Linked DNA regions of Homo sapiens: regions 1 and 3 are each linked to region 2. The links are chromatin contacts, found by Hi-C in ENCODE. All regions are on one chromosome and are shown on one strand. Each heading gives the region's core, a stretch centred on a gene start or an enhancer-like site at or near the end of the contact. The rest is flanking DNA. Distances are from core to core; before and after follow the strand shown.

Region 1 (2,700 bases), core at 126-2,625, 5.9 Mb before region 2:
AAGACTATCTTGATTTTCAGGATCACTCCACTTCTTCTTCATAGTTTCGTAATCTGAACATCAGGGTGTTGTACAAGATAAACTATAAGCTTCCTTTTGGTTTTAAAATTCTTTGATTTTATGTATTGTAGCCAAACTTCCTCTGCACAGAAAATATACCAGAAAATCAGCCCAAGTTCAATGAAATTCATTTAGTGCCAAAGACCATTCTAAGAATCCTGTGGTTACTACACACACACGCACACACACACCGTCTACTGTTGAGTCAGCTTTAAAGAGTGATGTCTTTTTCCTAACATTCTAGTGTTTTGAAGCTGCTACAAGTGATTGATTTCGAGCTTTTTTTAAAAACTCCTCCTTTGTACAAAACAGAACCGAAATTCTTCAAAACGAATTAAGTCATTTGCGAGTTTGAATGGAAGCTGGACGAAATTGCCTCCTCCAGTTAACGTGGAACCCATTCCCCAAGAGATGGAGGTTCTGGAGAGCAAGGCGAGTCAGCGTCAAACTGATTACGCAGATACCTGTTGGGGACGTCAGTGCTAATAGATATTTTGGTAACATATTTTAAGGACTAACGATGCTTTTTGTGATTCAGGCTTTCATCTGATACCAAGAGCAGAATCTCGTCGGCTTGCGGGTGTTTTTTTTTTTTTTTTTTTTTTTTTTTTTAATGAGCCGGTGCTTTTAAGCGCTGTTACCTACTGGGCCCAAGTAGGCGGTAGAAGAGGGAAAATAAAGCCATTTGTTCCCTCTTCAAGCTAACTGCTCCAGAGAGCTGTGAGTGTGCTCTACTACCGTTGGGAAAACCGAAATTGCGGAGGCCTGAGTCTTTTCAAAATTGAACGGGAAGCGTTTTTAAACTGCCGCAGGGAGAGGCGTTTGCGAGGTGACAGCTGATGACCCCTGGGCTTTTAAGTCCTCCTCCCCTCTCTCGGTCCGCTCTCGGTCCTTAATCGCCTCTGGACTCTGGGCTCTAGTCCCCTCCCCAGATTCACCCATCTGACACCCGCCTCCTGCCCAATCCCCCGGCTCGTCTCCAGGGCTCCCGCGCTCCGCCCATCCCCCTCTGGATGCTTCCTCTCTCTCTCTTCTTTCCCTCCCGCCAGCCACTCCTCGCGTCTTTCTCTCCCCACTTCCCTTCTTTCCCCTCACCCTCCAGCCCAGCCCACCCTGCTTTCTCCCTCTTTCTCTTTCCCGTAGATCCGCGCTCGCGCTGCAACACCTACTCCTCCCTCGGCTCTGGGAGTCGCCAGGCCAGAGGCGCCGCGGACCTGGTGCGCGCAGGCGCACTGCGCGGCTGGCGAACGGGCAGGCCGGGCATCAGCGCAGGCGCGCGCGGCTGGGGCTCGGCTCCGGGGGTGGCGGTCGGACAGTGTCTAGCACGCTCAGTCCGGGCTTGGGGCCCCGCGGCGGAGAAGGAGGTAGAGGGGGCGGCGGCGGCGGCGGCGGTGGTGGCGGCACCATGTTTCTTCACTCAGTTAATCTCTGGAACCTGGCGTTTTATGTCTTCATGGTCTTTCTGGCAACCCTGGGGCTGTGGGATGTCTTCTTCGGCTTCGAGGAGAATAAGTGCAGTATGAGCTACATGTTTGAGTACCCGGAGTATCAGGTAAGGTTCTGCCCTCTCCTCAGCCGGGCGCTCCAAGACTCTGGCCCCTGGTGCCTTTTTCCTTCTGTGGGTTCGTCCTGCCTTGGCTCTCTGCGCCTCTCGGGCCCCCTGTCCCGTCCTCGCCTCTGTTTTCTCCGCCCGGGGAGACTCTGCATCCCCCTTCTGCCCCCCTCACCTCCCCTTTGTGTCCCTTCTTCACGGTGGGGTGTTTGTTAGACGATTTCCCGAGAGCATCCTCGTGGTCGTCCTCGTAGTTACTCCGCTGTCCCTCCGCCTCCTCCCCAGCCCCAAATCCTGGGCACAAGCTCTTCTGACTGGCCGGGCCCAGCCCCCCTCATGCCCAGAGAGGCAGCCTCAACCCTTCTCCCTAAACCGAAGCTCCATCCCTCTCGCGTTCTTGCCTTAACCCGTGCCCCAGGACCTTCCTTTGCTTCCCACGCGCCTAAATTCCCCTCGCGCCCGGTGATCTGCTCGTCAGATTTCGCATTTCTAGAAAGGGACCGAGCGTCTGCAGAGTGTATATTGGCTAGATAGTTCCCAAGGCTGTTTTTAGAGACTCCAGGGTTTTGCCTATGGGTAAACTGGCGAGTCATTGAATTGGAAACTAGATCCCCTCTTGGAAAGATGTTGCAGATCCTCTTATTTTGCAGGTTAAGGGGCCGTGCGTGTGTGGGCTTGCCTGTGTGTGTGCATACCTGTGTTTATGCATGTCTCTCAGCAGCCGAGCCTCTTAATAGTTGCATACAAAATCTATTTCATGGTGCTATTTTTGTTTTCTCGCTGGGTTCGGAGTTTAAGAGAGAGCCAACCCTTCTCTCTCCACCCCTACCGCTTCCATGCCATTTTGAATGTTTTCAATCAATGGCTTCGTTAGTTCGGCATAGTAGGATCTAGAATTTCATTCATGACTAGCTGTAAAAAGAGGCGCAGACAAATTACACAACTGTCCTAAGAGAATTTTTCCGAATGATTCTTTTATTTCTAAGTGCATCTCTTAATTATGGACTACCTATTGTAATAATTCCCTACCATAAAATGTATATGCACTATAACATATATTGATAAAATACATTTTTAGTATACTCTTA
Region 2 (2,709 bases), core at 25-2,524:
GAAATTTCCCCTAAACTCTCCATTACACTCAAGGGCATTACTACTTCTGCCCCTAGTAAAAGTCCTCCACAAAGAATGGCATGAACCCGGGAGGCAGAGCTTGCAGTGAGCCGAGATGGCACCACTGCACTACAGTCTGGGCGACAGAGCAAGACTCCGACTCAAAAAAAAAAAAAGTCCTCCACAACACTCTTATGTCAGGCTTGACAGTCATCTTCTTAGACATCTCACAGACTGATAGACTGCCGCAAACGGAAAGAACTCTGCCGTCCAGAGAGGGCAGAGAGAGGGGAGAGGTTGGAAGGGGTGTGAAGGAGTAGAGCTCTCATTAAAAGTCCTTTAGGGAAGTTTTTTGCGCTATGCATGCTCATTATTCTCTTCCCCCCTCAATTGTGGCTCGATAGGTCTTAGAGCCAGTGCTGAGATCTGAATGGCTGAATTAACCTGTGATTCCTGATCTCAGTGTTGGTCAGTGACGTTCATTTATTCATTCAAAAAATATTTTTGAAATATTTGAAAATGCCTGTATCAGGCATTGCTTTGCTTAACCAGGGTTTCTGAACCACAAGACACAGAAAGTGATTTGCTTGACGATTTTCTCAGTTCTCCCAGGGATGGCATACAGTGACATTCTAGATATACAGGAGAGCAGGGAATTCATTACACACATAGATACCCTGGGGGATTAGACTGAATTGTCTCATGGAATACTGGATGGAAAAGGCTGTTAACACAGAACAAACTCCCTCCTGTTGTGAACTTACACGCTGGCGAGGAGAGATGAAAACAGACAAATAATAAACAGGGATAGGTTTAACAAGTGTTATGAGGATTGCAAGTGTGATACAGTCACTGGAAGAAGCAATCAATGAGGGTGTCTTTGAGGAGATGATGACTGAACTGAGACCTAGAGAATGGGAAGGAGGCAGTCCATGAACACAGTCAGGAAAACAGCATCCCAAAAGACCAGTGTATGTATGCATAGGGCTCAGGCAGGTAAAAACTTGGGGTATCTGAGGAACAGAAAGAGGCTAAGGGGATTGAGGGGAGCCTAGTGAAGTATGGGGTGAGATAAGATGAGTAAGAGGGGTAGGTGAGCCCAAATTGGCGGGCCCTGGATTCTTATTGCAAATTGAAGCCAGCAGAGGCTTTTAAACAGGTGAGTGGTGTTATAAAATTTGTTTCTTCATTTAAGTGAACATCGAACAAGGTTGCTATACAAGAAATGCCCCCAAATTCCCCACCTAGGTCTGGCTTCCACAGGGCAGGCACTCAGAAGGGCTCCACGCTTGGCTTCATGCTCTCCTGTTGCCTTCTTGAAATTCTTCATTAATTTTGAGTAAGGGACCCCACATTTTCATTTTGCAACGGGCCCTCCCTGCAAATTACATAGCTGGTCCTGTGTTGTTCTAACAGGGGAAAATAAACGTCTATTTGCATAGTAGGACTCTGTACCTTAGGGTCTTGTTTGTGTGCAGCCATTTTGGGGCTGGTCGTCACTCTCACAAGAGGCTGGAGGTTGGGGCCCAATGAGGTAGGTAGGCCCTTTCACACACTGGAGGTTCTAGGTGGGTGCCGAGTTCACCCTAAGAAGGTAGAGCCCCTTAAGAGTAGGCGAGCAGAGCCCAAAGAAACTCAGTCTCGTGCCTCCTAGAACCATTGAGTAAGTCACAGACATTACACAAAACTCTTGTTTCCTCAGCCAGCCGAACTTTCGAAATCATTGTCCAGTGACTAAGCATTCTCCATTATACTTCTCCCACGTTCCTTCTGGTATAATCACCACAACTGAGAAGGCATGGGGGCGAGAAGACCCCAGAAGAAAGAGGCAAGCCCCTTGCAGACCGAGCCTGAGGACGCCTATAGAAACTGCCAGACCCCAACCTCTGGTTCAAGGGCAGCTACCCAGGCTGGCTGAGGGTCACAGCTTACCAGACAGGACAAGATCTGAGTCAGTGCAAGTGCAAACTGTGTAGATAGCGAAGTGAAGCGGGTAAAAGAGACCTTTTCAGGACAAGGAAAGAAACGGTGGAAGTGCAAGGGTAAGGTTTCCAGCACCTTAGGTGCAGAAATCAGGACACGTTTCCCTCCCTCCCTCTAAGGTGAAACGGCAGCCACCCGCGCCTCCGCCTTCCGTCGTGTGCAGAGCTAACACTCGCGCGTGCGGGCCGCGTGGACCGGCCTCTCTGGGACCCCGTCCCGCAAGCCGATCTGCAGCCCCAGGGCGAGCGTGCGAGCAGTGCGCCCGCCGCCAGGGAGAAACCGTTGGGAGGAAGCGGGCTGCGGGAAAGCCCCGCTGCGCCTGCGTGCTGCGCCTGCGTACTGCTCCCGCAGGCTCTAACTTTCGCTTTTCGGTTTCCTCTCAATCCCAGTCCTTCTCGCTCCCGGGCAGTTTCCCCGAAAGCACGTGGGGCGGCTCTTCCGAGCACTCGCGTCCCTCCCGCCGCGCGCGCCGGGCCAGCTGTTTCCGAAGCGGTTCAAACTGCACCGCGCAAAGCCAGGGGCGTGGGCGGGCCCGGGCTGCTCTACCTGCGCTCGGAAAGCTAGGGCTCCAAAGCGTTCCTGAGCGGTTTTTGACCGCGAATGTGATAGTGCTCATGGTAAACACTGAAAATAAATTACATAGACATATCTTACTACCCAGACACATTAACATTTTAGAGTATTTTTCCTTCTCCCTCTCTGTTTCCATTTATTTACATTTCTATA
Region 3 (2,700 bases), core at 116-2,615, 5.6 Mb before region 2:
GAGGCAGGAGAATGGTGTGAACCCAGGAGGCGGAGCTTGCAGTGAGCTGAGACTGCTGCACTCCAGCCTGGGCGACAGAGCGAGACTCCGTTTCAAAAAAACAAAAAACAGAATACACAGAGCCTTGAAGGCCATTGTAGAAGTCTGGCTTTTGCTGTCAGTGATTCTCAGAGTCACTGGAGGTCTATAGCTGAGGAATGCTATCCAACTTTCCTTTTAACTGGATCATTTTGACTCCCTCCCACTCCAAATGGTGGAAGAACAAAAGCAGAAGTAGAGATGCTGCTGGCCAGAACCAAGGTGACAGCAGCGGTATTCCTACTGTAAGAAGTGGTTAGTGGTTAGATATACTTGAAAGATAGCTTTTGCTGATGCATTAGATATGAGATATGAGGGAAAGGAAGAAGCCAAGATTACTACAGGGTTTTTGGCCTGGATGGTGCTATCACTGAGACAATGCAAACTTATTAAGGAAGAATCCGTTTTGTGGAAAAGATAAAGAGTAGTTTTTAAAATGTCAAATTTAAAACATGAAAGATACCAAATACATTATTGAATTTGTGGATCTGAAGTTTGGGGGTGAGGTGTGGACTGGAGACTAATTTCTGAAGAGCTCAAGAAAACCATAAGGCGGGATAACAGAGAACACAAAGGATTAAAGGACCTAGTCCTGAGCACGCCAAGATTAACAAATTAGAAGCATGTGTTGGGGGGCATTTAAGACGGACTAATACGAACTTCTCTAAAGTGGGGTTAAAAATAGACATTTTTCTATCTTTAGAGCCTAATACAGTGCCTGGGAAATTATAGGTGGTAAATAAACAGGAGAATACTTCGACAGGAATTTAACGAATGTCTATTCCGTTCTAGCAAGAGCGCCAGGTACTGCGGAAACCGTAAAGAACAAGTGCAAATTCCTGACACCTATATTCTGGTAAGCAAGCCAGGGAGGATTAACTGGTGGCAAAAATCAAACATTAACGCCGAAATAGCCTTCCCAGGAACCTATTAAACTCCAACTTAACACATAAATAAAGGTGGTATTGGGCTTATCTGGAGGCTTCGGTGGCTATCTCCCATCCCTCAGCTGGAGCCAGGCCAATGCAAACTTCGCTCCTAAATGGCTTTCACCGGCAGCCAACGCCAAAGCGCCTTAAATCAGGGCCCTGAGGTCCAGGGAGTGAGACTGGACTCCGTCAGGACAGGGAGAGGGCGCCAGGGAGTGGTGACTGTCCTTATCTGAGCCGAAGCCTCGCGAGCCTCCGACCACCCCTCACCAGCCCGGGGCCCGGCAGCCTCACCTTACAGTCCATCTGTCCGCCTGAGGCTCCGTACTGCAGCAGGCGAGCGGGTTTCCGTGGAACTAACACAGCATTTTAAACCAACCCGCTCCCCGGCGCAGTAGCTCCGGTACGCAGGCGCACCCGTGGCAGGGCATGTCGGGAACTGTAGTTTTCCCGGCCCAGGAGGGCCCTCAGCCCTGGGCGGGACCCAGGCCGGCATCCGGCGGCGCTCAGGGAATGCGTAGCGCCGTGAACCGAATGGCGGCAGGCTCCACTGTGCTCGCGAGCGGGGCACGCCGGGATATGTAGTTTCCGGCGCCTGCCCTCCGGGGGGTCCTGTGCTGCCCACTTCACAGTGACTTGTCTCCGCCTGGTGAACTCGCGGTGTTCTGCTAATCTTGGTAAATACATACCCTACAGCAGAGTAACGAGCATAAAAATTGGTTAAAAATTCAGAGCTTAAACATTCTTCTCGTTAAAGGAAAAATCAAGTCCCTCTTCGTCCTCGTCCATGATGGCCACATGGAGAGTAAAACACAGAAATCTGTTTTCAGGTCTTTCGTCTCTTCAGCATAAATTATTTCTTGCCCTGTCTACAAGTTAATAGGTATTTGTAAATCTGAGTGTAAGTAGCTATGAAACGGAAAAGAGCATTGAGCTGTCCCTGGTTTTTTTGGTGGTTTGCTTTTTTGAGATAGGGTCTTCCTCTGTCGCCAAGGGTGGATTACGGTGGTGCGATCTCGACTCACTGCAGCCTCGACCTCCCGAGCTCAAGCGATCCTCCCATCTCAGCCTCCCCAGTATCTGGGACCACAGGCGCGCGCCACCACGTCTGGCTAATTTTTGTATTTTTTCGTGGAGGCGGGGTCATCACCATATTGCTCAGGCTGGTCTCTTTGGGCTCGAGCCATCCGCCCACCTCGGCCTCCCAAAGTCCTGGGATTACAGGCGTGCATCACCACACCAGCGTTTCTGAGTTGTTTTGCTTTAAGAATATGTATTCTCACTTAAGGGAAAGCCTTCTATAGTGCAAAGACGCGGCTTTGCGTTTTGGTAGCTGGACAGAACACCTGTTATCCCTGCCAGGGCAATTAAAATGCATTTCTCTCTTCTCCCTGAGAGTGCAGCCAAGAATCACTTCAGCCCTCTCATATAAGCAATCAGATCCGAGATGAGAGCTCATTTACTTAGCCTGACAATTGATCTTGCTATTCTAATTCTTTTCATAGCGGAGCCTCAATGTGAGATGCAGAGACTGCCCATCAAACCACAGCCATATTCATCAAGCTTTGAGCCGATCCGGTGAAGAGAAATGAGCACTGCATACATTATTCAGAGAAAGGGACCAAATAAAGCTTTTAATAGGAAATGAAAATGTATTTTAAAGCGTCAGTGCAAACAGCCAATTATTTTCATT

What was found. A loop is a pair of places that touch in the nucleus more often than their neighbours do. Pooled maps may share reads with other maps.
Region 1: a loop to region 2 is called in a map of B cell, with 17 times the contacts of the local background. The contact joins the promoter of PGAP1 here to the promoter of STAT4-AS1 in region 2. A Hi-C loop is called at or near these places in 1 of 168 maps with a recorded cell type or tissue (B cell), 1 of 37 single-sample maps with no recorded cell type and 6 of 50 pooled maps.
Region 3: a map of sigmoid colon shows a loop between it and region 2 (13-fold over the local background). The contact joins the promoter of CCDC150 here to the promoter of STAT4-AS1 in region 2. A Hi-C loop is called at or near these places in 1 of 168 maps with a recorded cell type or tissue (sigmoid colon) and 8 of 50 pooled maps.

What each region holds. Positions count from the first base shown.
Region 1 is chr2:196,925,382-196,928,081 of GRCh38, reverse strand. PGAP1 (post-GPI attachment to proteins inositol deacylase 1) reads left to right here and starts at 1,375. Exons shown (of 27, transcript NM_024989.4): 1 at 1,375-1,612. The coding sequence starts at 1,466. RefSeq lists a silencer at 1,177-1,426.
Region 2 is chr2:191,020,091-191,022,799 of GRCh38, reverse strand. It overlaps STAT4-AS1 (STAT4 antisense RNA 1), which reads right to left and starts at 1,274. Exons shown (of 3, transcript NR_136318.1): 1 at 1,245-1,274. It overlaps LOC124900514 (a long non-coding RNA gene), which reads right to left and starts at 2,257. Exons shown (of 2, transcript XR_007087796.1): 1 at 1,456-2,257. RefSeq lists enhancers at 1,384-2,001, 2,145-2,594.
Region 3 is chr2:196,638,380-196,641,079 of GRCh38, reverse strand. It overlaps CCDC150 (coiled-coil domain containing 150), which reads right to left and starts at 1,365. Exons shown (of 28, transcript NM_001080539.2): 1 at 1,302-1,365. The coding sequence starts at 1,313. LOC105373823 (a long non-coding RNA gene) reads left to right here and starts at 1,395. Exons shown (of 2, transcript XR_923747.3): 1 at 1,395-1,684; 2 at 2,513-2,652. RefSeq lists enhancers at 504-1,041, 1,042-1,579, 1,564-1,613, 1,634-1,853.